Linked DNA regions of Mus musculus: region 2 is linked to region 1. A link is a loop called in an ENCODE intact Hi-C map of the cell type or tissue named here. Cell type or tissue: left cerebral cortex. All regions are shown on one strand. Links, peaks and the distances in the headings refer to the core of each region. The heading gives the core; the rest is flanking DNA. Region 1 overlaps Nav2 (neuron navigator 2). Region 2 overlaps Nav2 (neuron navigator 2).

What was found. Hi-C counts contacts between places; a loop is a spot of excess contacts. Peaks named below come from ENCODE experiments on the same cell type or tissue, not always from the same donor. Only the 100,000 strongest peaks of a DNase experiment are listed, where the experiment ranks them.
Region 2: it touches region 1 in a loop (2.1-fold over the local background); 1 of 42 quality-filtered maps calls a loop at or near these places.

The regions. Positions count from the first base shown.
Region 1 is chr7:49,258,195-49,273,258 of GRCm38, reverse strand. All of the region lies in intron 1 of Nav2 (neuron navigator 2), which reads right to left. Among named protein-coding and RNA genes, the nearest start is that of Nav2, 20 kb to the right of the region's middle. In left cerebral cortex, for the core only: no CTCF peak of the experiment used is centred there; DNase peaks (open chromatin) are centred at 5,145, 5,513, 6,603, 10,858 and 1 more place; H3K4me3 peaks cover 310 bases; H3K27ac peaks cover 6,532 bases.
Region 2 is chr7:49,356,809-49,371,872 of GRCm38, reverse strand. It overlaps Nav2 (neuron navigator 2), which reads right to left. Exons shown (of 39, transcript NM_175272.3): 2 at 9,658-9,775. Among named protein-coding and RNA genes, the nearest start is that of Gm51448, 14 kb to the right of the region's middle. In left cerebral cortex, for the core only: a CTCF peak has its summit at 7,414 (motif pointing left); DNase peaks (open chromatin) are centred at 6,052 and 6,976; H3K27ac peaks cover 1,752 bases.

The DNA.
Region 1 (15,064 bases), core at 2,981-10,980:
AAGGCATGCTGGGCAGCAGAGGGAGGAGCCACTGCCACTCCTGTGCGAGCCTCCCTGCTGGGCTCGGGTGGTGGGGACCTCCAGAACAGAGCCTGACTCTCACTGCCGGAAGCACTGACCTCATTGACTTCAGCAGCTCTGACGGGCATCATCTCCCAACAGCAGAGCTATCATTGGCAGCTTGCAAAGCCCTTCACAGGTGCCTCACGTGGAGAGTGGCTTTATACAGAGGCCCAGTTACTTATTTAATATTGAAAATTGGGCGGAGATGGTGAAGAAAAGTCACGTGACTCTGCTCAAGGCATGTTTCCTGCTGCACCTTGTTTTCCCCTTTGGTCTCATCCCCTGACCCCTTCATTCTCTGGACTTGGTACTGAGGATGCACCCGATGGCCCCACACACACTAAGCAAGCACCCTACCTCTGACTACAACTTCAGCCCTCTGATCCCAGTGTTGCCCTTTAACTATGAGACAGTCTAATTGGATTTTCAATTCCCAGCATTCCGAAATCCAAGCTTTACTGGCTTTAATGAAAGAAGGCTCCGTGCATGTGTTTCTGGAAGAGCCCACCAGGTGGCGATAGCAGCCACAGCATTCTAGGACAGCTGCCAAGGCAACTGGAGGGCAAGCCTGTCTGCCTGTCTGCCTTCTTATCCGGTTCTGCATTTTGGAGCTGCTTGCTGCTGCATCTCTTCTCTCTATTTAGAGACGGGGCCTCACTATAGCTCAGGCTGTCCTGGAACTTGTTGTGTAGCCCAGGATAGCCTCCATTTCCCTTGTCCCATCTCAGTCTTCTGAGTGCAAGGAAGTCCCTCCAGGTACCACTCAAACTGCAGCTGCTGCTGCTTCTTCTTCTTCTTCTTCTTCTTCTTCTTCTTCTTCTTCTTCTTCTTCTTCTTCTTCTTCTTCTTCTTCTTCTTCTTCTTCTTCTTCTTCTTCTTCTTTTTTTTTTTTTGGTTTTTTTCGAGACAGGGTTTCTCTGTGTAGCCCTGGCTGTCCTGTTACTCACTTTGTAAACCAGGCTGGCCTCAAACTTAGAAATCCGCCTGCCTCTGCCACCACCGCCCAGCCAAACTGCAGCTTCTAGTCTAGGTGTGGATTGCTCAGGCAGGATCAGCTAGCTTCTAGAATGCTCTCCTGTCTGGGACAGCGGTATCAAAAGTATCTGTTCCTGCTACCTAGAGATGGGCAGGGCTAAGATGGCCAGGATAAGGAAGAGGGGGCCATCTGTATTAGTAGCATCCCTGGAATGCACCAGGCAGAGTCAGGAGCCATGAGATTGCCTGGCAATCATGTGATTGCCAGGTCACACAGGGCTGTGGGGCTCCTAGAAGTCCTTGTGGACAGCCTCAGTCACATCCTGGTTGTCCCAAAACTGGGAAATAACCATGGTGAAACGACTTCTGTCCCTAAAGTGGCCCTTTACTGTGCAGTAGCCAGATCCTATGTCAATTCTTGCAATAAGGTTATATGCTATCAACATCCTATAGTATAGATAAGGCAACTGGGGCTGAAAGGAGGTTGCCAAGGTTACTGATGGAGGAAGACCCACCTTCTGCATTTGAGCAGCGCAGGGGGCTCATCATGGCTTCCAAAGCAGCAATGGTGGTGGTGGTGGGAGGCGTGAGTCTCCTTAGTGTTCTTTCCTAGCTATGTGAACTTGAGCACCTAACTCTTTTTTTTCAATGTTCTCTCACCATTTGGGTGTAAATAAATGAAGAGGGCTCTTAGCCATCACCCTTATCCCAAAAGCTACATCCTAGGAGGGGCCCCAGGGGGCAGAACCGAAGCTAGCAAGGTCCTGGGGGTGGCCCTGGTCTCTAGTGGACAGCCAACAAGACTGGGGTAAACCTAGCAGAGATTCCAATCATCTGAGGGGTAGAAGCATTTTCCTGTCATCTCTGCTGCCGTTAAAAGCTCTTCAGAGAGTGGCCACAGGCTGGTGTGTCCCTGGGACTTCCAGTATAGGGGCCGAGCTCTCTCCTCACAGGTCCCCTTGAGGCTGCCCTAGCAAACCTGTCCCTCTGCCAACTTCACCCTCCGAGTCTGGGATTAGGATCCAGATTTGGGGAAATCTATGTTAGCTGTGGTTGCCACTGTCGAAGCGCTCCCCACCCCCCTACCCCCAAGTTCCCAGTTAGGAAAAGCTGTCATCCGCTTCTGGTCTCCATATTACCCGGGAAGCAGAGCAGATGGAGTTATCTTTCATCTCCCACATCTGTTGCCCACATTTAAGATCCACATCTAAAAACCCTGAAAATCCAGCCGGGACAAAGCTGATGCGCTCTGGGTAGATCCTCAGACGAATGCAGAGGCCTCTGCCTGGGCCAGGCAGTGCCACAGTGAACAGAAAACCTACTTCACATAGAGAGCCGAGAGAGACCGAGACTCGGAGCATCTCCCCAGAGCAGCTGAGGGGCCCAGGAGGAACTGATCTCTGAGAGTCTGTGGCAGTGGTTCCTCCCAGGAAGCGGTCTCTTCCAAAAGAGAAGCTTTCATACACAGAGTTTTGTGTTCAAAGCACCCAAATTTTTATTTAAGCCTTTTAAAAAAAGATTTATTTATTAACAAATAAATAAATATTTTTTAATCTTAAATAAAAAAAAATCTTTACTATATGTGAGTACACTGTAGCTGTCTTCAGACACTCCAGAAGAAAGCATCAGATCTCATTACAGATGGTTGTGAACCACCACGTGGTTGCTGGGATTTGAACTCAGGACCTTCGGAAGAGCAGTCGGTGCTCTTAACCACTGAGCCATCTCATCAGCCTTCTATATTAGACATTCCTACCCACTCAAAACCATGAGTACACCAAACACAATGGCTCACATAATCATCCAAATTGTTCTTTGGTTGCTGGGGCAGTGCCCCGCAGTGGGTACCTCTTACTTGAATGTCAGATTGCTGCCGGCTCCACCATCAGCCATGGCTTGAGCTGTCAGAGTGCCGACTTATCTTCGCCCTTCTGATCAGCTACTTTGGATCCGTTTTGGCTTCAGAAATCGGATGAGAATTAGCTAATAATAGGTCTCATTCACAGTGCTGATCGATATGCCAATCAGGCTTCTCACTAAGAGCTTCCCATGCATGGTTGTACTGAACCCTCTACAGTGTCATAGGGTTATTTTTTAGACAAGGAAATGACTCACCGCACAAGGGTCCTCTAAGGAACAAGATGGTTCTCAAACCTCGTTTTTTTTCACTCCAGAGCCTGTAACTCCCATCACTAGCTCTCACCACTCTCCACTATGGTTCACAGCTTGGGTAGCATCCTCTCTGTCAGGAAGAGGCTAACACCTGACTTTCTCACCACATTGAATAAGTCATGAATATATCCTGATAGTAAAGTACAGGCTGGAGACAAGCAGCATCGAGACTAACGTTTGAAAGAGGCCAGTGGGCAGGAAGACACTAGAATCTCTTTTCTACCTGGACTCCATACAATGAAGATAACGTGCTCAGAAAAAGCCCGTGATCCACAAATGTGAGAGAGGTGGGTGCTACATAAGTGACCTATGCGTGGTCAGGGGGCCATGTGGGCCAGCTTTTGAACATATACGTCTCCCTCAGTTCAATACTCATGTGTCCTTGGTCCGACTCACTGCCCCAGACACAAGAGCCAGGGGGACTTCATTGATGCCCCAGGACTCACCTCTGCACCTACAGCAATGTGACCTTTTCTTTCTGTGTAATGTACTCTAGCACTGGACCTAGTACCCAGAGGTGTTTAATATTTAATACCCATCCTCCCTGTCTCTCTGTCTCTGTCTATGTCTCTCTCTCTCCATCCTTCCCTCGCCTTGGTCTCCCCCTCTCTGTCTCTCTTCCTTCTTGCTCCCTCCCTCATCCTCCCTTTCTTCCGTGTTCTCTTTGGTCCTTAAAGCCAGATTTTCACATACCTTCCTTGAAGCTTGCTTTCTTTCCCTTCCCTGAATCTGGAATGCACCCCGTATTTTTAACTCTGACCCAGAGACGCGGAATCTGTCCCTTTCAGACACTTTCTCTATGTCTACTTACTCTAGGTATCAGCCAGTGCTCCAAAAAGCTCCAGGACATGCCCTGTGCTACTGCCCTGGCTCCAAGGTCAAGTGGTCCAAAAGGCCAAGAGGGTGGCCTTTCCTGCCTGCTTCTGTAGCTTCTTCATAGGATGGTGAGCTTGGCCACCAAAATGGGCTAAGCATACTGATGTTTGGCAAGAATCTTTATATAGATAGTGACTCCCTCAAAAGCATTTACCAGGTGCCTTATCCACCCTGGGGTAGGGATTCTCTTCCCTAAAGAAGAGTCTAACAAATGAAATATGTTTCCCATGACACCTGAGGTAGCTGTGGTCAGCATCTGTAATGGAACAGCTAGGTGGAATGGTGATAGCCTATGTTAGGGTTTAGACCAGAGTCCGAATCCGCTCTGCCTTTTATGAGGTGGTAGACACTCGACAAGCTCAGCCCTCGTGCAGCACAGCCTGAGCACTCCTGCCTAGGGGCTTGGGATGGGTTTTAAAGGCCCACAAGTGTTTCCTAATTACTTGTGTTTTGACTCCAGATGGCTGGGAAAGGCAGGCTGACAAAATGACTGTGAGTGTAGACTCCTGGCCCGAAATCGAGCTTTGTACAAATTAGCTCCGGGGGGCTCAAGTCCATCACACCCAGGAAGTCTCAGTTATTCCTGTCATAAAGTGGATCTAATCTTGGCTGTCATTTCCCCATCCGCTTATTCCAAGATTATCAAGTCAGTCCACACCAGGCATCCCACAAAGACAGTACTAAGCTTATAGAGATTTAATTCTAAGTCAGTTAATGGTTCTGCTTAGCACATGCCCAGTACAGTTGCCGCTACCTCAGGAGTCTCAGGATTGATGCATGATACTCCCTGAGATGAGCCAACTCTCCAGATCTGGGGTCACCAGATCACAGGTTGCAGTCTGTGGCACACGCAGGTGAGGAGTGTACTCAAGGCTCAGCCTTCGGCATGATCAGAGCCAAGGCCCAGGGGCTGCCACAGAGGTTCCCTTATCCATAGCCTGTGCTCAGACCGAGTCCCACAGCCTAACAGGAGGCGGCCTAGAAACATCACAACTCTTTGCTTTGCTTGGCAGGAAGCTATTTTAGGCCTAGCACGGGAGGATGCTGCATGCATTAACATGATCACGGCTTCTCTGATTACAGCAAGTGGCTTTTATTTTTAAAACTGTTTCATGGTGAGAAGACGTGCCCAGTGCGTGCCCAGAGCTGGTGGGTATGGAGGAGGGCCCAGTCGGGGTAGCATTCTACGTGTGGACACCAGCTTGGGACTGCCACTGCTCTCTGTGAACCCTCTGCTCTCCGTGCCTCCATGGACCTTCAACTTTATAAGGAGGCTCTCTTATGTCAGAAGGTGGGAGCTGGTGGCCTCCCTGGTGCTGGGGGTCAGGCTGGCCCTGGCTGCTCTGTGTTGAGCAGATGGCAGCATGTGGCACCCAGGTGGGTATTCTGTCTCCTTCCTCTCACCAATGCCAGCCTCCAACCACCGTTGGTTCCTCTATCTCTGCAGGTTATTTTTACCACAGGGCAGAAAAAAAAAAGTGATGCTATTTCTTCATGTTCTCCCCTGAAACCATTGCACCAGCTCCCTGAGAAAAACCTCTTGACAGATGGCTCTAGTCTTTGGTGCTCAGAGAAGCAACAATGATCCTGAGCTGCAGGCAAGCTACCTAAATGCAGGGTGAGTGGCGTCAACCCCTTTCTTCAGAAAGGCTTGGAGGTTGGGAGTTCAAGTCTCGACTCCAGCGAGCTATGTCACATTAAGGAAGTGACTCGGTCTCACCGAGTTCCACTTCTTCCCACCTAAGATGAAGTCAAGGGTGGGCACTTTTTGTGAGATCACTGCAAGATTGGTTACTCTAGAGCAGTGGTTCTCAACCTATGGGTCGTGACCCCTTGTGGGGTTACATATCAGATATCCCACACATCAGATATTTACATTACAATTCACAACAGTAGTGAAATTACAGTTATGAAATAGCGATGAAAATAATTGCATGGTTTGGGGGAGGGGGGCAGTCACCATAACAGGAGAAGCTGTGTTAAAGAGTCACAGGATTAGGAAAGTTGAGAACCACTGCTATAGAGCCTGGCACAATGTAGGCATAGCTCTTTACTGCCTGATGCAGTTGTCTGGGGAACGGAGTTCTACAAAGCACACTGGAAGATGACAACCAGAGAACTGCTCCTACAGCCCACCTGACCCCACCTCCTGCCACCCATGTCTCCCCTAAGAACTTTGAGTAGGAGCCCAGGAAAAGCTCAGAGCCAGGCTGCAATCAGCCATGCTGTGCTCGAAGGCCCCAGAGTAGCCCCAAACTCACAGAGAAGCCAAACACCAACTGTGGTGTACATTTAGTGAGCACCTACTATGTGCCAGGTCCTAGGTACAGCATGCTTCAAACCTCGAATTTCCTCCTCCAAACATCACAGGGAAGGTGCTGTTATCCCACTTTAGAAGTAAGAAGATTGCAGATCAGGAAATAAAGGACTATCTGAGGTTCCTGTGACTCTGAGGCCGGGACCCAACTCTGGCTTGGCAAGACGTAGAATTGTGCTCAATAACAACAGACTGCTGAGGCAGGGTGCCAGGACTGAGGGCTGCTCTCCCTCCCCCAACATAGCCTTCTGTGGTACATCTGGCCAGGACAGTGAATTCTAGACATGACTGGCGTAAGTGGGGGGGGGGGGGTGAATCTCTCCCGCTCTTGCCCGTGCCCTTCGGGTTGCCCACACTGTACCTTCATTAGCCAAACATGTGAGCCCTCAAGGGAAGGGCACCTTCATCTGTGGTTGGCAAAGATGCCAGGAAGCTGCACATTTGGCTGAGCATAAATAAGAGAAGGGATCAGGGCATAGGAGTGTTTGGGGACAGGAGACCCTAATGAAAGGGACCAGTAGGTAAGGTCCTTTTTATGTCCCCCACACTTCAGCCATCTCCGGAGACTGGAACCAAGTGATCGCCGTCGTGCTGAGGGACATGCCTGAAGTTGGTTTGCTCTCTTTTTCCTTTCAAACAGCTCACTCCTACTTTACCTGTGGAGGCTCGTCTTTGCTGGGTCCACATAGTCGCTGTTCCCATCACTGAGCTAGGAGCCTGAGCCACAACCATACTCATTTGGAGTCATCACAGCTCTTCAGGTGCCTCCAGTCTCTTCTTACCAAGTCCAGTCCCCACCCACCTTTCTCCCAGAACTCTTCATTGAGGCCCCAGGGACAGCACTCACTTGCAGCCCCACATGGCCCATCAAGTGCCCTGCTTCTAACCATTCCAACCCCATCTGTGACTCAAGTCCACTTGCCTCAAGGTCCATCCCTACTCTGGACCATTCTCACCCCATGTGCTTCTGCTTCTCTGTCTGTAAAATGTGGAGCTTATAAGAACATTTTCCTTGTAAGACTGTTGCAAACACTAGACAGCGGCCAGACGTGGACTCAGTGATGATCAGCCGCCATCCCATCTTCCCTGCCCCAGCGCCACCTTACCCCATCTCCATGGCCACTATCATGTCTCCACAGCTCCATGCCACCCCACCACCCTCCTGTTTCCAGAAGCACCAGCATCTCCAAGCCACCAGCAGCACCCAGGCCAGACCTTAGTCTCCACCCTTGCCAACCGGGCTCCTCTCCTCTGCTCAGGATCCCACCCCAGGTCTCTGTTTTGTGGGTCTGAGACCAGGCAGGCTGTCTGGCTTGCAAGGTCATCATTATTCTTCACCCTGCCTCACCTCCTCACTGCGGGATGACCAGCATCAGACTCTTCTCATCTCTGGGACCCCGCTTTCCTTTCTGGTGTGTGAGGTCTCAAACCTGGGACATACAGCTGATATGCCTGATGACGGATCAAAGTGGACTCTAGCCACCAGGTTCTCCCAGCACCCCTTGGTCCCTATGTGTTACAGGGTCCTCCTGGCTGGCATACCCTACGCCCTACCCTGATCTCTATCCCACGGACTAGGTTACCTCTTCCCTCAGCTCCTTTGGCCTCTGTATAACTCAGCCATTTAGGCTGCACTACTCACTTGGCCAGTCTCTTGGCCTAGTCCACCCACCTTGGTCGGTGGCTCCTCTCTTGTTCTCCCTCTCCTCTCTTTTCACCTGGCCCAGATCATAGCCGTGTTCACTCTTAACCCTTCCATATGTCTCTGGTTTTGATTTCCTTCATATCTACAATAAACCTCCTCCTCAACCATTGCTAGTAGTCATGAGTTCGTTTTTATTTTTTTATTTTTTCATTCAGTCCGTCCTTTAAGAAAAGAAGTGAAAGGAGCAGATCTTCCCCATCTTACCAATAGGCACTAGGTATCTTTTGGTCCAATGCAGAAAGTGGAGTACTTCCTGTGCTCGGCTACAACCTCAAAGGCAGGCCCATGTCTGCTTCTAGTTGGTGTCCCTTAAAGCATGCAGACCTTGGCACATGGCAGACAGCATGGCAGGGGCTCTGGGCTAATAAACGTACACTCCAAACCAGTGCTACAGTTTAAAGCTACAAGAGCCAGCTCAAAACCACCCAACCTTTGCCTCACGCCACTCTTCTGAAAGGTGAGAACCATGGCAAGCCCTCAGCCCAGGGCAAGCAAGCTTCCCTGCACACTTTCAACCATCGAGGCTGCTGTTGGGAATCAGCATAGCCCCCAGCGGAGGGCAAGCATCCACCTGCATCAGAAGGCTGCAGGGGCTTGAGGCTGGCTTTCTCTAGATAGTTCTTCCCTAACCTCTCCCCATAAACCTTGCTCATCGCAAAGCTGCCTTTGTGTTCAAGACAAAAACAAAAACAAAACAAACAAAAACAAAAACCAGCAAATCTCTGCAGACTTCTGTAAACACAAGGTTGAAGAGGGTGATTAAAACCTCCAACTTTTAACCAGCAAGGGCAGAATGGCTGGTACTTGGGAAATCAGATTGTCAGCGTATGTACCCTTTACCCTGACCCAAGGAAGCAACAGGTAGGCATGCCAAGATATCCATAACGCTCAAGTCTCTGGGCCCAAATATGACTGGGTCCAGGTAGCCTTTAGAGAGGTGTCCAGGTAAAAGATAGAAGCAGTGTCTCCCACAAGCTAGGAGAGCCAAGGACCCCTGAGACGTCAAGGAGTCTCCCTTTCAGCTATGCCTGCGTGGGCTGGTCAGTCCGCCGTCTGGACTTTATTTTCTACCTGATCATTAACTCACAAAGGTGTCATAGAACCCAAGACCTTCTTTATCAGTGTCTGCTTCCTGAGCATCTGACACATGCCGGACTCCATGCTAAGCCCTTCAGACGTGTGGTCTCTTCTCAGTTCCCAATCACGCCTACAAGGCTGGATTTCACCAAGGCGGAAACTGAGGCAGCAAGATACTCAAGTCTTTATTTGAGGTTACACAGTAAAATCGGCTTTCAAGCAGGCCTGGCGAATCTCAAGCATAAGTCCTTAATGAAAGGCATGATCAAATTATAAAATATGATTTATAAAACCCCTACTTTTATTATACTGACCAGAGAGAGGTGAATGCTATGAGTGGCCACCATGGTAGAGGTTAACTAGAGGCAGAGAGTCAGCCCACGGCTAGTGTGAAGGGCATGGGGCAGGGATGGGGTTCAAGCATTCAAGGCCTTAGACTTTCCTCTCTCCCATCAGCCCACCCCTAACACACTCTACCTAGACTCATACAGCTGGTAACTTGTGCCCACACCTGTCACTGTTCTTGGAGCTTCATGCTGGACCCTGTAGATAAGGAAAGTTGTTCCCACTTTATACAAGAAGAAAACCAAGACTAAGAGACAGTCTTGATTAGGGACATGTGACTAGTCTGCTCAGGGACAGGGCTTAGGGTTATAAGTCGGATGCCCTGATTCTAAAACCTTTAGTCAGGGTAGAGGGGAGCCCCTGAAAACACCCTTCACATCCCCTCCCTTGCAGGCTTATGCCTTTGTCAAAGTGTGGCAGCTTGCACATGCGCTTACTCATGTGTTAAGGCCTTAGGGACAGGGACCATGAAACTCGCCAGGATGTGGCCACAGCGAAGCACTCAGAAATCATCATGGCTAGAACCACAGCCGATGCCCCTTCTCACAGTGGACCTGGGATGATGTCGCTATGGGGAGGTGACAAGGTTGCTGCCTGTCACCTCCCCACAGTAACTGTCCACTAAGCCAGCCTCTGGCCACTTCATTCCTGGGAAACAGGTCAGAGAGTGGCCCCAAGAGACTTCTTCCTATTTCCATCCTTCCCTGTGGCAGCATCTGTCACGACACCCTCGGCATAGCTGACGGAGTTCACAGGTAAGAATGAGGGTGTCCCGGGCAATCTGAATATCTGACAAACAAACAGGCTTCAGTGTAAGTGAGCCCCACGGACCACCTGATAAACCAGGATCTCTATCCAGGCTTGCCATGTATCCATACCTGCTGCCTATGTAAGCATACGTTTAAAAATTATTTCATTTTATTTCAAATTTGCCCAGGTGCTTTGTACATCACCTGACCACCATACCTGTGAGTGTTCCAAGTTCTGTTTTTGTGTTTTTGAGGAAGGGGTAGATGCTATTTTCTCCATAGGGCTGGAAAGGCTATCCCCCCCAAGGACCGAGGGGGCACAGGAAGAGGCTAGCCACAGGTCCTGGTGGCTATTGTGCAGGACATAGCCCAGGAAGGGGGTCAGAATGCAGCAGAGAGGGGGAGTGTGTCACTACAGCCGGTGGTGTACTGGGTTGACAATGCCTCCCTGGCACAGGGAAGAACTCAAGATGCCCCAGCTGCTCGCCATTAAGCAGAGCTGGCATTTTAGAGCACGTCAGAGGCGCTGGCTTCCTGCCCTGGAAGTCAGCGTCTGGCCTCTGAGCCAGCATTGCCTGCCGGACTCAGGCCCTCTCACCTCTGTGGGCCAGGGCTTCCAACGGGCCCATTGTCATCCTGCCTGGGTACCTCAATGGAGCCATTCAGGAGCCTTGAAACAAGCCCCTCTGGAGGGCACTTCCTCCTCCTGCTCTAGCATGCCCTTGGCCAGAGCCCTCTCCTGTGTGGGTGTGGGGTCTGGCTGTGGTGACAGCAGCTGGCAGCCAGTGCAACGTTACTGAAGGGTGGATTGTTGACAGGGGGCACAGATATACCCCACGAGTCCTGGGATTCCAGGCACACTGCCCACACTGTGCCCCCACCCGACTCAGGGCAGCTGTGAATGGGGACGCAAGGTTCCTATTACAGTCACCGTGGACTGTGAGTCACAGGAGATGGGTAGAGAAGAGTGAGAGATGAGCCTTAGTCAGATCTTAGCTGTGCGAGGTAAGCAGGTCATCTCACCTCTTCCAGCTCCGCTTTCTTTAGCTGTAACACAGACAGATGGCACCCACCTGTCAAGTTAGAGTTGGGAATTTAAGCCAGGCAGTGGGGAAGGAAGCAGAGGCAAGTGGATCTCTATAAGTTCGAGGCTAGCCTGGCCTATAGAGCTAGTTCCAGGACAGCCAAGGTTACACAAAGAAACCTTGTTTCATCAAACCAACCAACCAAACAAACAAAACAATAAACTCAGTGTGGAGACTAAAATCCAGCACACAGTAGGTCTGATGAACTGTTCCCTCCTTTCTATGCCTCTTTCCTCTAGCTTTTAGTGAAACACAGAAGACACCAGGAAACCTACTTTCTGTAGGCAGATCTTGGTTTGCCTCCTTAGGGAGATACAGGGTCCCCAGCAGACCTGAGATGTCACCAGAGCCGCCCCCCCCCCTAGGGACCATTGGTACTCACATGGAACCCTATGTCTCATCAGAGGCTTTCTTTCTTCTAACTGACTCTGTGGTCCCAAGGGTCCCCTCCTCAGATGACTCCCAGTGCCTGACTGAGCAGGAAGGAAATCTAGAGCTGACAAGCTGATCCTTCAACAGAGGCCACGTAAACTACTCATTCCTCCGCCACAAATCTCAGGAAATGCTGCAGAGTGGCTGACGTCCCAGTGAGACACCATGCTACCTGGCAACCCTGGATGCAGAGAGGAGTTGGGCTTCCTGTTCACTAGAGCTTTGAACTATCTCAAAGCCTATATAGAGAGCATTGTCTGCCCAACGTCTTCTGGGTATCCAATCTCAACCCCTCCCTGTTCCCCCACCCAAAGCCTGCATGGCTCCTCCTTCCCTGTCTTTGAATGAAGTCTTCCACTCTGGCCTTGTGTCAGCACAGGGACTTCAGATCACCTGCGTGTTTACTGGTTATAGTTGTCCAGACTCCGATTTGGGGGATGGGGATACAGCATAACTAGCTAGTATGAGGCCCTGGGTTCATCTATAATTCCAAGAAGGAAAGCCCACAAATTGTGTGACGTCATCCTAGATTTGAAAATTCAGTCTCTGTGGCTGAGGCCGAGGCTTATCTGCATACTTAACCAGTTCCTTATGCAATTTTGAAGACCACTGGTTTAAAGGAAGAGCTGCATTTGCCCCTAGCTCTCTCTTGCCCCCACAGGACCTTTCTTCATGCTCACTCTTCCCTTCATGTTAATAACAATCGGAGAACTAATTAATTGGTCTCCTTATTACCAAATCGCACTAATGTAATTAAGCCTTGACATTGCATTTCTTGATTGCATCTGTCACGGACCTCTCTCGCCAATTATATCCATATTTCCAGGTCTAGCTGGAGACACATCAGAATTTGGTGCCATACGTGAGTTATCCTGCCTATACGGCAGGAAAGATGTGGAGACAGGTACAGGGGCTGTGGTTCACTGTCTCCAAAGCTGTGAAGACGGGGATCAGGTTTAGCTGCTCACCTAGAGCCACATGAATGCAAGCAGGCAGATCTGAAATTCAGACTGTGGTGGGGATGATTGTGCACACTTGCTCGTCCCCTGACTCCTCTTCAGAGTCCGTCTCAAATTCAATTACACACCCCCCACGAGCTCCAGCATCCCCTGCAAAGCCCGCAGAAGCACAGATGCAGCGGATCGATTTTCTCTGCAAGGGAGATGTCTGAACAACCCCACAAGCTGCTGGGGAAGGACGGTGCCCAGGCCACGAAGCTATGAACGCAGCATTCAGAGAAAGAACAGGGGGTTCTTCATCCAAAGAACAAAGACTTTCAACTTCTCGAACTGTGCAACTGTCTGGAGGTAAAATGTGTGTTGTTGTTTGTTTTTTTTTTAACCTTTGCTTTTGAGAACCATCTGGACAGACACATGCTACGCACACAAACACAAATACATGTGTGCAAAGCATGTGCACACATGCACACATGTGCATGTATGAATATATGCATGTATAAGCATGTTCATTGGTACACACACATGCATGCACTAACATGCATTCACTCATACATAGATGCATTCACCAAACAGCCTTGCTCAAAGAAAGCAGGCATATTGCTATTTGTATAACACCTGCCCACGGGGAGGCTTCCATAAGGTCACAAATCAATAGTCTCTTCCCTATGCTACTCTGGGTGTTTTCTGCCTCCGTTATGGCCACCCTCCACAAAACAGTCTGTTAAAGTTGGGCTGCGTACTGGGGAACCTGCCAGCTCCACCTCTGTTGAAGGCTGAGGGAAGAAGCCATAGCCATCAGAGCTAACGGAAGAGATGTGTCTAGCCTCCATCCAGGTCCTAGAAGATACTGTCTACACTGACCCAGGTCTACCTGGCAGGAAGAGAGAAGCTGAGGTCCTCTATGCCTGCTCCTTTCTTCAGCTACAGTGTGATTCTCAGGCTCTGGCTATGGCGGGCCAATGCACAGGAATAAGCAACATGAAAGGCATGGTGACCGATTCTGGAGAGCTCTCTTCTGAGACTTTTCTCCTTGCCTTGTCCCTTCCTCCCATCTCCAATTCTCCAATCCCATCACAAGGGCGGGGGATTCAGGGTAGGTGAGTCTGAGCTTCCCGAGTGGCTAACAGTGTTAACAGCAGAAGGCACTGTTCTCTAGGACATCTGGCAGAGTAGAAATATGAGCACTGTTTTGCTTATATATGTGGGTCAGGGTGGGTGAGAGAGACAGACACACCAAGAGTGTGTTTAACATGGCATGGGAAACCTGTCCTAGCTCTTGAGAAAAAAACCAAGCAAGGTGAGGAATGGTCTGGGGAAGGGGGACGGATGCTGCCGTTTTATATACCGAAAAGAGCGAGCACTCTGACCAGTGATGCCCGAGCAGAGCAGATAATGGAGGTGAAGGAAGGAATGAGCACTGTTGATATGGGGGAAGGGTCTAAGCATAAAGAACAGCAAGCGTAGAGACCATGAGGCCCAGTTTCTTTGTAAAAGAGAAGAACAAGAAAGTAGGGTCATGTGATTCAGCTTGAAGCCTTCAGAGTCTGCAGGGAAGGGACAGGGGAAAGGACAGGAGACAAACTTTCTTCCTACGGTTACAGCTCCACACGTTTATTTTTGAAGATCTTACTTTATAATTTTAGTTATGCAAATGTGTGTTTGTGCTCACACCTGTGAGTGCCATCCCCAAGAAGGCCAGAAGGCGGCACCACATCCCCCACAGCTTGAGTTATAGGTAGTCAGGAACCTTCTGAGGTGGGTCCTGGGACCTGAACTCTGGTCCCTGAGAGAGCAGTGAGTTCTCTTAACCACTGAGCCATCTTACTAGCCTTTTTTTTTTTTTTTAATTTAAAAAGTCTCCTATGTTTCTCTTTTCAACTGGGGGGAAAATTTACCAGTTGTTTTTTAAGAAACAAAAATAATCTTTTTCTGTTGAGGAAGAGATATTTTAAAACCACTGAATGGATCGTTCCTTCCCTGGCTTTTTATTGATACGTCTGCCCTCTTTCCAGTTCTAAAATAAGCCTCTTGTCTGCACTGTGTCGATCCAAAGGCAACACGCTACAGAGTGGACTGGGCCAGGCAGAGCCAGGCTGGGGTCACTGGGAAGTCGCTAGACTTGGAGAACATACCACTCTAGTTCTGCCAACAGGGCCTTACCCACCCGCTTGCTTCCTCACAACCCAGGTGACTGGAAGTCCTCAGAAACAGCAGTGGAATGTGGTGAGGGTTGGACCTTGCAAATGACAAATTTCTGAGTGAGTTCCAGTTCTCTGGAATGGAAAACCAGCAGCTTCCTGTTACAGAGT
Region 2 (15,064 bases), core at 2,610-10,609, 99 kb before region 1:
TGCAGTGGAGGCAAATATGGAGATGGAGAGTCAAACCCCCAAAACACCTTAACCAAGACCAGATAGCAAATCCAAATAGATCAGGGTGCACACATGCTTGAAGTGGTACCTTGCTATGGGAAAAGTAAAAGAAAGGGGGGGGGGTGCATTGAATGAACAAGAATCACATACTAATGAGGAGGGAAGATCCAGCTTCCTATGGTGAATACAATTTACCACACAGAAGCAGGAATTGCTAGGAAAATACAACCAGGGATATTTGTGGAGAGGGGACCAGTGGAAGCAGCAGCAGAAAGCTACGAACACTGCCTGTCTGCATCAGCTCTAGAGTTCCTCAGCTGTTATTCAGCCTCTCCAGGCCACAGATTCCTCCTCTATAAAGGAAGCTGACATCACCTTCAAGAAGAGCAATGAAACTGAGATGCCAAGGATACTGGTAAAATGTCACAGTGCCTGGTACACAGTAGGTGCTTTGCGTATCATTTGTTATGATATGACTCCCTGAGGGGTAGGCTCAGACACTCAGGTAGAGCTCCATATTAAAGAATAAGCCCCTATTCTCATTCCCTAAGCCCCCTATGTTACTGGAGGGAAATGTACACTGGGGTCTCTGCCCTCCAGCACTTTGTGCTGGCCTGACCTGATCCTTCTGATGTCACATGCAACATCCCCAACCCAGGCTTTGAGAGCCTGGCAGACATGCTGAGACTACATCTCACATTGTCCCAGAGCTCAAAACTGTCTGCAAAATCTAATTCCTCCCCTATTCCCTCAGATTTTTCATCAGACTATTATCACTATACTGGCTGTAACTTGCCCAGAGACGAAGACACTAAAAGACCATCTAAGAAGGATAATGGCACCAGAGAGTACCCAGGCCTTTGAGGACTTCAGAATGCTAGTCCTCCATCAGCTCAGATTACACTCGTGTTTTCTCTTGGGTTCTATCTTGAGAGAGACTCTCCGAGATGGAAAGTAAGCTAGAGGCTCCGAGCCAGCGTGGTTAACAGAGATTTGCTTGATATGTGCATGCCAACATGATTAGATGTGCAGGGTGGTGACCCACCAGGGAAATCTCCATCTTCAGAGATGAAGTTGAGGATTTTCAACCCTGCTTAATGTCAGGACACAGAGAAAGGGTTTTTTTGAAAGCCTTAAGACCAAATGAGTACCAAGAATAGGAGATTAACGCTGCCCAGTTGGCTAGGGATGTAAGTTAGGTAGAGGACTTGCCTAGCATGTACAAGGCCCTGGGTTCAATCACTAGTGGGAGAAGGGAGAGAGGGAAGGACAGTTCAATGAGCAGAATGACATTTGTTCTTTAGTTCACAAGAAAATATAAGTATCCAGAACAGATTGCTGTCATATAAACCCCATAAAAACAGAGATTCCACCTGCCTCATTTCCTACCATGACCCCAGAGCTAGGGCCATGCCTCGCATAGTAATCATTCAATAAATACTTGTCAAATGGAATGAAGAAATGAGTATTCAGAACATCTCAAGGAAACCAGGCTTTGCTGTCGATCTTGAGGCAGCTGTCCTTTTGCTAGTAAATACAGATGGACACACTGATGACAGGCAAATAACTGAATACCCTCAACAGATGGCAGTCCTTCACCCATGGGAAGTTATGGCGAGCTCACAGGCTGACCATGGACTCTCATATTTTAGAGTCATTGTGTGGTCCTAGCGGGTCAGCAGCAAACGTATCTCCACTGCATGGTTGCAGCAGCCTGAGTTGTGACTCACTGTCTGGATAGATGCACCTGATCCGTGTCCACGGCACTGGGCACTGGGTTCTGATCAGGGCCCATGTTGCTGGCTCCTCATCACAGAGCAGGATGCGGAGCTGGAATGCTTGGGGAGTGTGAAGGATCCTGTTAGGTGGAAATGAAAGCGTCTGGTCTAATGACTCCTCTAATTCTCGCTGGCAGTCTGTCACATAAATGCACTCATGGCATCTGTGATTTCCAACATCACAGCTCCTATGACCTAATACTGCCACTCAGAACAGTGAAAGTAAACCCACAGGGTGTAGCCTACTTAGCAGCACTCAGAAAGTCCACACAGAGATGCAAGTCAGACGGCTTAATCCAAACTCAAATTCTTAAAAGAGCAAGGTTAAGTCTTGGGCCACCTAGTTTCTATTTTTATATAATTTAAGTACTTCTTTAATTAAATTCCCAAATCTTTCTATGGTTGTCATAAATACTTAGCAGTGGTTCTGTTGGGCCTTTAGAGCCAAACACATTAACTTAGAGTAGGGGGTCTCTGGTTAGAACCACAAGCCAGATAATCAAAGAAGCATGCATTTGTCTGCCGAGTGCTTGGCCACGATTAGACTAGCACCTCTAAGATGCTATGGTAATGTATCTATCCCAGGGTGTTCAAGATATTCTTAACCTCACTTATGTAGTAACTTATTTGCACACAAGGTGGCAAGTTAGTTATTGGAAGGTACCTTTAGTAATGACAGTGGCATCAAACTCTGTGCCTTTCTATATCCCTTCAAAGCACAAAGTACATTTTAAAAGCTTGTGAACTTACGTCCTTAACCTCCCTGGCTACTGACAGTCCAGGCAATATGGAAGGAGTCACATAGCTTACACAGAGCCACAGAGCAGTGAGTCATTGACAGAAGGGGTATTGTCCTTTACACTGTCTCGACAGGATAGAGGGAGCAGAGGAAACCCAGAGTGAGCAGTCTAGAGGAGACAGCCATGTCAAGGACTCCAATGCTGGGGGAGGGGGGGCGGGGGAGGGGAAGGAGTACAGGGGAGGGAGGAGAAGAGGGGAGGAGAGAGGAGAGGAGGGGAAGGAAGTTACTCCTCCTGTGGGGGAGTAGCAAGGCCCTACCCAAGTGAGGGTCAAGAGGGATAGGAAAGCTTTCCTTGCGTGTCCTAGTATGAGTGTCTATGAATGACTGGTTAGTGTGACTCTCTGGGATATTTACAGCCTGAGACGGCTCACAGACAGAGACTATCTATCCAAGCTAGCTAACTCCTGTTGCACTGTATCCAATAAACAGGCTGACGTTTGGGGTTAGCAGTGGGAGTAGGTGTCCCCCATCAGAGTGTAAACCCCAACCAGGCTGCTTCCCTCTGCACAGCTGTCCTTCGTCTGTCCTTCCTTCATCCCTTCACACTCTTAGTCAGGGTTCCAGGACAGAAGCCACTTGGGACAAGGTACTGGGACATGGGGCATCCGAGACAGGGGTGAGAAATGAGAGCCTTTGAGCTCTTCCTGTTTCTAGGGGAGGATTCCCACATCACTTCCTCTCTAACTCTTCATCCGTGTCTTTCCCTACTCTTTTGTTTTCTCTCCTCCTCTTCTCTCACCTCTGCTCTTTCTGGTGTCACCTCAGAGGAAACAGAGCACACACCTTTTCCTTTCGACTCCCACAGATCTCCTGGCCATTTCCAGTGCTTGGCCTTGGCATGTGATAGACAGACAGCATGGGACTCAAGATGCTCATACCAGCAAGGGTCTAAACACAGAAAGCAAGCCCTTTGACATCAAAGCATCAACAGCAACACTTTCTGCCTACCGTCTAGAAGGCAACCTGCCTGGGGAAGCCCGGGTCATAAACAGCCCAGTGTTCAGACCTGGGTGTGGAGGGGGGTGCCTGGGGCAGACTGAGTAACATGGGGAGAAAGTCATTCCTGGTCTGGAAACAAGCTGGTTCTTAAGCTGATGCTCAGCATGTCCTATGCTGTACCCAGGGTTCCTGCCCTATGCTGCCCTATTGACCCTGCATCTCTACCCTCAGCTTTTCCTCATGGGCTCCTCTGTAGACCAAGCTGGCCTGGAACTCACAAATCTGCCTGCCTCTGCTTCCTGGATGCTGGAATTAAAGGCCTGCACCCCCCTCACACACGCGTGCGTGCACGCGCACACGCACACACGCGCGCGCGCGCACACACACACACACACACACACACACACCCCCGCCGCTCCTGACTCCTGTCTGCTTCTTGCCATCCCTCCTCCCATCTAAGTTGCTGTCCATTTTTCTCTCTCCCTCCTCCTGCCCTCATAGTTTCTACATAGGAACACGACACAGACACACACACACAGACACACACACACACTTAATGACTCTTACTTTATGTTATTATTTTTGACAGAGTCTTGCTACATTGTTTAGGTCATCTTGAGCTTCTGGGCTAGCCTACCAAGTAGCTGGAACTCCACAAGAGTCCTCACACACCTGGCTTGAATCACGTCAGAGTAAGCAATGCAGATCACATCCTGCGCCCCTCGTACTTCGATATGGATTTTCTAAAGGACATGGATATCATCTTCCATGGTATAATTATAAAACACAGAAAATTTAGTGTTGATACAATGCCAGTACTCCAATTTTGTCGACTAACTCAAAAATGTCTGAGAGAGCATTTTCTCCCCACTCAGAGGCTGCAGGCAGAGACCACACAGCCCATTTCTTGCCGTGCCTCCTCAGCCTCTTCCATCCTGGCATCGTTTCTCCCTTTGTCTTTCAAGGCGCTGATGCTTTTGGGAAACACAGGCCAGTTTTGTTTCAATTATTTTTTTTTAACAGAATGCTTCACAGTTTCGGTTTGTCTGTGATTTCTTGTGATTAGTTTCATGCGCTCCATCCCAAACTGAAGTAAGGTCATGTTCTTCCCAGCCAACCATCTCAGAAGGCCAGGGCTCCCATCCCCCCCTTACTGGGACTGGGATGTTGATCATGTGGTCATGATATGGGCTGGTAACCTCCCTACCCCCACAGCCACTAGGGTTCATCTTGCATGCATCCTGTTTGCATGCTCCGTACAAGATAAAACCTAGGTGCTATGGATCAGAGAGATTCTAGCCCTGCCCTCCCCAAGCCTTATCTAGATCCGGTTCTCAGTGTGGACCCCACCAAGAAGATGCAGCCATGGTTAGCAGCAACAGCAGCAGCTTTCTTCTGTTTAGCCCAGCTCCCTCTTCATCACTGTGTTTATTTGTAAATTTTCTACTTATTACCAGTATAGTCCATATTTTATTCCATTGTTATAATCTGCTGGTACCATCATTTCATTCTAACACCCTTAGATTTCACTGTTCTATGCAGCTCTGGCAGCCAGAACTGGTCCTTAGGAAACACTAAGGAAAGACTCTGCTGAATGAAAGAAGGACCACATGCGAATCATGTATCCCTGAGACCACTGAATCCACAGGCAGAAATTTAATTCCCAGTGTGGTTATATAGAGAAGTAGGGCCGATGTGGGATGACTTGGCCACAAGGACAAAGCCTTCATGAATGGGTAAGAGAGATCCTTGCTCATGGTTGTCACGCCTTCTCCCACACCACTCTTGCAGGGTCCTCTCAGCTTTTCCTGAACCTCACTACTATGTGCTGGACCCAGACAAAATTCTGACCTCCCAGGTCTAGAGAAGACATAGCCTAAGACCATAGTAGGCGGAATGATGGGGGTCCCTCTGATGGTGACGGGGTAGCCAGGAGAAGTATCAGAAAGAGCTGGACTCCAGAGGAACACACCAGCTCAAGGGTAGCCACTGGAGTCTAACACATCGAGAGGGTGACCGGTAGTATCCAAATTCTAGAAAACTCCCACATGGGTATACATATGCACACGTTGATGTCCACACAAATACACTCTATATTTTCTCATAGTGAGCACATAAAGAAGGGAATTCAGAGCTCAAGGGGAGGCGTCCTAGACAGTCCACACCAAGATCAGAAAGTCTTGCTCCTCGCCCATCAGGAGACATACCCCTGGATAGTGGCGTAGTTGACATTCGAAATGCTAGCCTGTGAAGGCACACTTTTCATGATGGCCTCTTAGAGGCAGAAGCAGAGGTATTTCTCTGAGTTTCCTGCCAGCCTCGTCTACATAGTGAGTTCCAAACCAGCTAGTACTCCATAGGAAGACCCTGTCTCAATACACAAAATGAAACAAAGAAAGTTCCCCATCAGACTCATGTGTCTGAACCCTTGGTTGCCAGCTGGTAATGTGTTGAGCCTTGTTGGAGGACGTGGGTGGCTGGGGTGGGGGAGACTTGAGCTTTACAGTCCAAGACTGCGTTTTCTTCTCCCTCTGTCTCCAAGTATGGACACAGTGTGAGTAGCCAGCCTCCTGCTCTTTCCACCACACCTTCCTCGACATGATGGACTTTGTGTGTCCTTCTGCAACTGTAAGCCAAAATAACCTCTTTCCCCTTTCAGTAGACTCCGTCAAGTGTTTTATCATAGCAACACCGGGGAAAGTGTGCTTCCTTCCCAGTTTCCATCTTCTGGATCTCTATGCATGCACAGAGCTCAGAAGTGTGCCCACGCATGGCGCTGTCAGGGAAACACCAGTGTGCTAGCACCTGACCTTCTCTGAGAAGCCCCCAGCCAGAGCTACCGTCTTCTGGAGCCTGAGGTACCCCCAAAATCTGTAGTTATACCATGAACAACCTTCATCTGAGAATCTGAAATCCAAACTGCCCCCAAATCTGGAACTTTCTAAGCATCAACCTGATGTGGCACATAGAAAGTTCCACACGACTAGCCTTTTGTTTCACATCCAAAATTATCTAAAAACATTGAATAAAGCTATCTTCAAGCTATGTATACAAAGTGCCTATGAAACTTAAGATTGCTTGTTTAGACTTAAAACATTCCCAACATATCACATGCATATGGAAGTCTATCAAAGCCCCCAAATCTGAAACCCAAAACACATGTAAACCCCAGCATTTGGGAAACTCTGCTGTTACTGACCTGAGCCTGCAGAAACACAGAGCAGCAGTTTAGTTCCAAGCGAGCCATTCATCTGAATAGACTCAGGGAAGCATCCGATGCTCCCGAGCAGTGATAAAGCTGATCGCCCATGTTCACAGCCATGCTCAGCAAACTGACAGCACACATCCTACCATGAGCCTCTTCTGAGTCTGTGGTGGGCATGATGAATCAGCCCTGACACTCGACATCATCTTCCTTTGCCTACTGCTCTAGACAGCTGCTACCGAGTGCTATCCCGGAGCACATCAAACTCACATATTTCTTATTTGATCTCCAACTTTCCTTTCACGAAGCACCCATAAAGAAAAACACGGTTAGCTGACCCACTTTCAAGTCAGAAAAACAGCTGGGGAGATGGCTCAGTCAGGAAAGTACGTGCCGTGCCAATATAAGGACCTGAGCTCAGATCTGCTGAACCCACATAAAAAGCAGGCACAGCAGTGCACGCCTGTGACACCAGAACGGGAGAGCAGACAGGTGGAAGCTCATTGGCCAGGGATCAATGAGATGGCCCTGTCTCAAAAAATAGAGATGGGTGAGGCAACAGAGATGGTTCTGTGGTTGAGAATACTTGCTGCTCTTGCAGAAAAGGTTCCTGAGTTTGGTTCCCAGCCCCATTTCAGCTGGCTTACAATTCCAGTGCCCTCTTCTGGCCTCAGGGAGCACCGCATTCACATGTATAAATATGCATACACACACACATAAGTAAAACTAATAACATAAAATCTTCAAATAGAGTAAACAAAGGTGGAGGGTAATTAAGGAAGGTACCCCATATCAACCTCTGGCCTCCACACATGTATATGTACATATACACATACACTCACCCCATGCACTGTTGTACACACCCAATGCTAACAAGCATACACACACAGGGGAGAGGGGAGTGGGAAATAGAGGTAACAGAAGCAGAGTGAGGAAGGAGCCTGTGAGGCATGGAGCAAGGCAGAGAAAGACTCCTCAGTATTATCCTTTTCCATTTTCTCTCTTACTGATAGATGAAACTGGGGGGGGGGGGGGCGGGCTCCCAGCAGAATCACACCCCTAGATATGCTTCAAGGAGGCTCAGGGCCAGCCACAAGCCTGCTGACAGGACCTCAAAGCTCAGATCAGGCACAGGTCAGAACTTCAACAAAGATGAAGGCAAGGTGGAAGCATAGCCTCCAAGGCTGTGAGCCTAGCCCAGCCCTCTCTCCATCCCCAGCGAGCCACAGAGGTGCGCCAAGGTAAGAAGTCTCACATAGGCTCCTGGGCCTCATGGAGCCTCCCTTTCCCCATTGGCAAAATGGGAAATCTACTACCCACTTCCTAGGGGCAGAGGAATCTAAATGAGCAAAGCTTCTCAAAGACTGTGGCGTGTGCAGTGATGAAGAGCAGAAGGAAGGGGGGGGGGCGGGATTGAAGGAGAAGTAGCACAACTCCGTTTAGGTGTCCTCCCATGAGGTACGTGGTGGTACCTACGCCTAGTACAGTCCTCTCCCCAAGGGTGGGCAGAACCTGCAACTCCGACATTACGTAAGAGAGTTCGTCTCACTGGGACGACTGCTCCTGAGCTGGTGCTGAAGGGTCAGGATTCCTATACGGCAAGAAGCTCTAAGAGCAGCTGCTCAGAGGTGAGGGTCATCTCCAGCTGGTTGCCAGCAAGACTCAGCACGCAGAGTCCCCCAGTGACGAGGACATGAGTTCCACCAGTAACCGAAGCAAGCATGAACGCCAACCCTTTCCCAGCGAGACCCTACATGAGGATGCGGGCCTCGAACATGATCAGGGCCTGACCTAGGTGATGTGTGGAAGCTGTGAGATAATAAAAGCATGTTTTAAATGGCTGCCTTTGTGGCAGGAGCAAAGCAGTCATGGAAGAAGGGGAAAGAAGAAATCAGTCTCAGAAATCAATGGCAAGGTAGAGGGGAACCTTCTTTCTCTGTCAGCCGCAATCCCCACTTTCAGCCTAGGCCCCACTGCTTGCGTTTCTGTGGGTCTCCCTGCAGAACACTAGCACGGCTTAACCTCTGAAATCCACTCACTTCTCCTGGCTGAAAGGAAAGCGGCTTTTGCACAATAAGTGGAGGAGCTGGGGCCCGGTCCTTGTCCTGGACCTTCTTCTCTGGCATTAGCGGGCTGCTACAGTTGACAATGGCAACCATCAACTGGATAATGTACACCAACAGATCTCCACAGCTCTGACTCTCAGACAGGGCTGCATACCAGAGACAGTGAAATGGCCAGGATCCACCCACTGGTCCACCCACCCCTCCCAGCTCAGGTCTAAGGCGCAAATATCCCAATGGCTCAAGCTCTTTTGCCCTGGTATTAAAACCAGAAACCACCAGAGACCATCTCTGGAGCCTTTGATTTCCTCAGCCCCTGTCAGAGTTGGCAGGATTAAACAGCCCTGTGTTCTCTTTTCCTTTTTGAAGCATGCCCAAAGTCTTCTAAAAAGAACTATGCGAGTTAAGGAAAGAGAGTCAGGCAGGAGGCAGGACACAGGTAGAGAGTCCATCTCAAAGCCCCAGTTTCCCGCTCTGGCCCTGGGATGGCTAAGGCAGCTCTGCCATGACTTTTCTTCTTTTGAGAGCATGGGCTGGCCTTAAACTTACTATGTAGCCGAGAATGGCCTTGACTGGCTGATCCTGCCTCCAGATTGTGAATCATCATACTGGGTTTATACAGTACTGGGGACGGAACCTGGGGCTTGCATTCTAGTTGAGCATTCTACACCCACAGCCCTGCTGAGTTTTAATGGAAACAGTTCTAAACTGCTGGGCTCCTCACAATCAGAATCAAAAGGAAGTCAAGAGGATGGGCGACATGTCTGGTAGAGACGTCAGGGTTCGCATTCCCTGGGCTGCCTCTGCTGTACCTCACTAGCTAGCTCCCAGAGGGAAAGATGGGCTTACCTACAACCTGGATGATCTGGGCCAGGAGCACGCCATCGGTCACATCTTGCTGGAGGTCCTTGATGAGGCGTTTGTGGCCGGATTTAGCGAGGTAATGATTGGCCCAATCCGTGTAGATCTACAAAGAAAGCACACAGGCAACTTCAGGAATCTGGGCAGAGCCCACTTCAGGGTCAGAGGCAACTGCTGGGACCTATGCTTGGGTACCCCAGTCACTTTCCTGCAGGCACTGGCAAGGGAGCTGCCAGAACCATTAATATTCAGTGCATTGTGCTGGCTAGGCATTCAGCTAGCTTGCAACGGTCCAGTCTACTGAGAAAACTGTGAAAGAAAAGCTAAAAAGAGCGTCAAAACATGCACAGACCTGAATAGGCCAGGGGACAAGGAACTAATAGTTTGTCCAGACGGCTTTGAGACGCTGCAGCTCTGAACACAAGTGAGGCCTCTCCTAGCCCGTCACAGCTTTTTCACTTTATGGAGAAAACGTATGGGGAGTTTGCCACCCAATAGGCATCTTTGGATGGGCCATTTAAGGCAAAGAGGGCTATTGAGTGGGCAGAGTTCTCAAGAGCCTGGCTCCCTTGTAAAGCAGCCAAGAGGGAAGCACAGAGTCCTGCTATCACACACGTGGAAGTAGAGCTAACTATGGCCTCGCCATCATTGAAATTTTAACTAGGTTAATTAAAAGCCAGCCACCATTTTTACTGTCAAGATTCTACAAATAGGGAGCCGGTGAAATGGCTCAGTGGTTAAGAACAATGGCTGCTCTTCCAGAGGTTCTGAGTTCAATTCTCAGCTACCACCTAGTGGCTCACAATCATCTCTAATGGGGTCTGACGCCCTCTTCTGTCATGCAGGCATACATGCAAATACAGCACTCATATACATTAAATCAATCAATCAATCTAAAAAGAGAGAGAGAGAGAGAGAATCTACAAATAAAACCTAGCCAATTCTAATACATGTTGTGGGACCTCTTTCCCTAGAGAGACAAATGTTTTAAACTTTATAAAGGACCAGCTACAAACGGATGATTGTACCAAGGTCTAACTTGGGGAACTGATGAATTTATTTCTTAGGGAGAACTGGTAACCTCCAAGCTGCCACAACTCTGAAATGGCTCGTCCCAGCACGATGACCACTTGCCGCAAAGATGGCCTTTCTCCTTCAATGATCTTTCCAGAGACTATAGACTTTAGCACCTCCCTTGGTCCAGGGACACACAGGAAAATCATGGCAGAATTATATACAACTGGCCCATACAAGGTATAGGAGTGGGAAAGGCTGAAATCTTAGGGGAGGCTCCAAAGAGCCTCTCCACCCACGCTTTCTAAGGGCAACTGTCTGGCAAGCACTGAAGAGGAGGGTAGCTGCTGTGCCCAGGGAGCGCTCTACATCTTTAAATATATCAGTGTGCATAGCAGCCCAGCAGGCAGGAGCTGGGTGATCCGTGGGAGAGCAGATTCCTTGGGGAACTCAGCACATCTGCTCTTCTAAATCACAGACTCATTAGAGCAAAAGATTATTTCCTTCTAAGTGGGAAAGCAGAGAAAACTCACCCAAAACCCAGAAAAGACCCCCTCCCAAAACATTTCCCAGTTGATTTAGAGAGGGAGGACTATATCTATTTCTGAGCTTGTATGGGAATGTGAGGTGGGGGATGGTCGCACTCAAAAGAAAGGACGACACCCCTTCAATGGGTCAGAAGCAATTGGTTTTACATCCAAACCAAGCCTTTTCCAGTCACCGTTGGGCCTGCCCCAGAATTCACAAAGATCACAGAGCATAATTTCAACTGGCCTTGGCCTCTTTCCTCCATCCTTTGCCTGAAGGAATCTTTCTTTGTGGGGTACAACTTTTGTGGATAGGCAGTATCTCCGGCTGCTAAACCCTGGGGGCAGTGAGGCCTTCGTCCCCAGAAGTGATAAGACTGCACACTCTGGTTCAGAGGTGAGAGAAGCCACTTCTTCCTCTACTGATCACTAAGCCCTCCAACTTCCATTGTGAAGACCCATACACATGCTAGAGGCCCATGGGAACTTTCCCTTTAACAGCCTGGGTACCAGATCTTACATCCATGTTCCACTCCTCCCCAGACTGGCAATCTACCCAAGACCAGAGAGCTGAGAGAGAGAGAGAGTGTGTTAGTTAGGTCTTTCATAGCTAAGGCTGGACTTGAACTGTCGTCTATGTAGCCAAGGATGACCTTGAACTTCTGGTCCTCCTGCCTCCACTAGCTCAGTGGTGAGATGGCAAGTGTGCAGCACTATTCGGGGTGTTACATGGTTCTGGGATCTCATACATGCCGGGCAAGCCCTTAACCAGCTCAGCTCTATTCCCAGCTCATCTTCAATTCGTATAATTCAGTCCAATAAATTCAGAGAAGGCTAAGGGATCGAAATACCATAGCGGCAGTTAAGATGGGCAAACTAAAATTTAAGCAGAGAATATTTCTGAGAATATTTCTCTCCCTCCCCTCCCCTCCCCTCCCTCCCCTCTCCTCCCCTCCCTTCCCTTCCCTTCCCTTCCTTTCTTTCTTCTTGGTTTTTCGAGACAGGGTTTCTCTGTATAGCCCTGGCTGTTCTGGAACTCACTTTGTAGACCAGGCTGGCCTCGAACTCAGAAATCTGCCTGCCTCTGCCTCCCGAGTGCTGGGATTAAAGGTGTGCATCACCACGCCCGGCAGAATATTTCTTATCTGTGAGATGAAACCTGCATGTATGTTTCTTAGCTATGATGATACTGAATCAGCCAACGCATTTGAAGGCAAGTTTTTTTTTTTTTTTAAATCTTTGAGACAGGGTTTCCCTAAATAGCCCTGGGTGTCATGGAACTCACTATGCAGGCCAAGATTGCCTTGAGCTCACAGAGACCCACCTGCTTCTGTCTCTCAAGTGCTGGGAGTGCAGGAGTGTACCAAGATGCCCAGCTGAAGGCAGGTTCCTAACCCAGAACTGGAGTGTAACCAACATCAGCCAGGGCAATGCAAGGTCTGCTACACTTGAAGCCTCCCCTAACCATGCTAAATATATGGACTCATCTGATCCTCGTCATTGCAGTGGTCACTTGTCAGCAGAGAAAACAGAAGCGTAGAAGGATAAATACTGCATTCAATGCCACAGTAAGCTGCAGAGCCAATAAGGGGAGCCCAAACTGAGTTTTCTAGATTCCCCAACACATTCTTCAACACTGTTTCTCTGAATAAAGTCTATATGTTAGGTTATCCATCCCCCCCCATGACATCCTATAGGCTCATTTCTCTAGTTAGTTAGGCTGAAATAATTCAAATTTAAAGAAAGATCAAGACCCAAGGCTAGCTCCACCTTGTTATCTGAATACCATTGGGTAAATCACCCACGCAGTAAGTTGCCCAACCTTTCTGGGCTTCCTTCTGTTTATTTACCAGAACTGAAACCTTGAGCTGGACCCCAGATAAGTCCTTCTTCTACGTTGATTTCTCTCAAGTATTTTGTCATAGTGGTGGAAAGCTGACCTGCACACTTCCCAGTCAAGGGCAGCGCCCATAGGAATCTCTCAAAACCCAGAGGCATCTCACCAGCCATGTGGGAGGGACCACAGGAACATACAGAAATATAAAGCCATGTGCCCAAGGACTCAGCTGAGTGAGAAGCAGAACTCGGGTCAGGACTCTAATAAGTGACCCACTTTGTCCCTCCCTAGGTAGCTATCATACTTTAAAGTAGGCAGGCTGTTTACACATTCCACCTGGAAGCCAGGATTAAGCCACCTTCTTTCCAAGTGTGCATATACACCTCTGCACACATATATGCATACATACATGCATATACTCTTCCCAGAATGACCTCAACCCTCAAAGAGTGGGAGGCAGTGTATGTTTATATATGTAGCTGATATATGTAGCTGTCTTCAGACATATCAGAAGAGGACATCAGATACCATTACATATGGTTGTGAGCCACCATGCAGTTGCTGGGAATTGAACTCAGGACCTCTGGAAGAGCAGTCAGTGCTCTTTAAGCGCTGAGCCATCTCTCCAGCCCCAAGGCCACATCTCTTAATCCTTCCCAAACCTAGTTTTCCTAACTAGGGGCCAAGCATTCAAGCATGAGCCATTCTCTTTCAGGCCGCCACACTCAGCCTCACCATCCATAAGAGGGGGACAATATCAAACACATTATTAGGTGGTGCTGGCAAGCTGTGGCCTGGACTAATGCCAGCTGGGCACCTGTTTCTGTTAGGAAAGTTCGTGGGACACAGCCACATCCTTTTGTGGTCTCTGGCCACTTTTCATGCCACTAAAGCAACGCTGAACAGTTGTGACAGAAATCTTTGGCCCATAAGACCTCAAATATTTGAATCTGATTCTTTTGAAAAGTTTGCCAGTCTGTGCTCCAAAGAGCAAGTGCAACGACACGCCTGCACCACGCAAGCACTCAGCAGCCATCACTGCCATCCACCCCAGGAGTACTCATCAGTTCTCCGGTCTCTTCACTGCTGCGGCTTGCCCCGCGCGGGGGCTCCCTGGCTCAACTCCAGGGACTGCCCTCCATAGAATTACTCTTCGTTTCCAGATCCAACCCTCGAGTTCCCACTACCAGATGTGGGCAACCACCAGATCTGGCCCAGCTTCTGGCACATGGGCAGGAGGCCATTATGTGCCTGCTGGGTCAAGCTGAGTGGAGAGTGGAATGAGAAAGAGTGCGATTGATGACCCATGAAAACTAAGGATATGGGTCCTTGATGAGTCTTCATACCAGAGGAAAGGTGGGGGCGGGGCGGGGGCGGGGGCGGGGGCAGGGGCGAGAGTAATGGTTCAGAGATTAAGAGCATTGGCTGCTCTTCCAGAGGATGGGGTAGTGTTGGGGGGCATTCAATTCCCAGCATCCACATACTGACTTAGAACCATCTGCTACTTAACTCCAGTTCCAGGGAATCCAACCCTCTCTTCTGGCCTCTGTAGACACTGTATGTAAATGGTACATGGACAGGCAAAAAAACCACGCAGCCACATTTTTTTTAAAAGTGGTTTGTTTGTTTTTTAAAAGAGAGAGTGGGTCTGGAGAGATGGCTCAGCGGTTAAGAGCACTGATTGCTCTTCCAGAAGCCCTGAGTTCAATTCCCAGCAACCACATGGTGGCTCACAACCATCTATATTGGGATCTGACACCCTCTTCTGAAGTGTCTGAAGACAGCTGCAGTGTACTCCCATACATAAAATAAACAATTGTTTAGAGAGAGAGAGAAAGAGAAGGGGGTAAGGGGAGGGGAAGGGAGGCTGGAAATAATGGTTATTCTTGCCACCTTGACTATATCTAGAATTAACTAAAACCCAAGTGACGGGGTACACCTGTGAGGGGTTTTTCTTGATTGAATCTCTTGAAGTGGGAAGTCCACCCTAAATCCGGATCTTCTGCAGTGAGAAAAG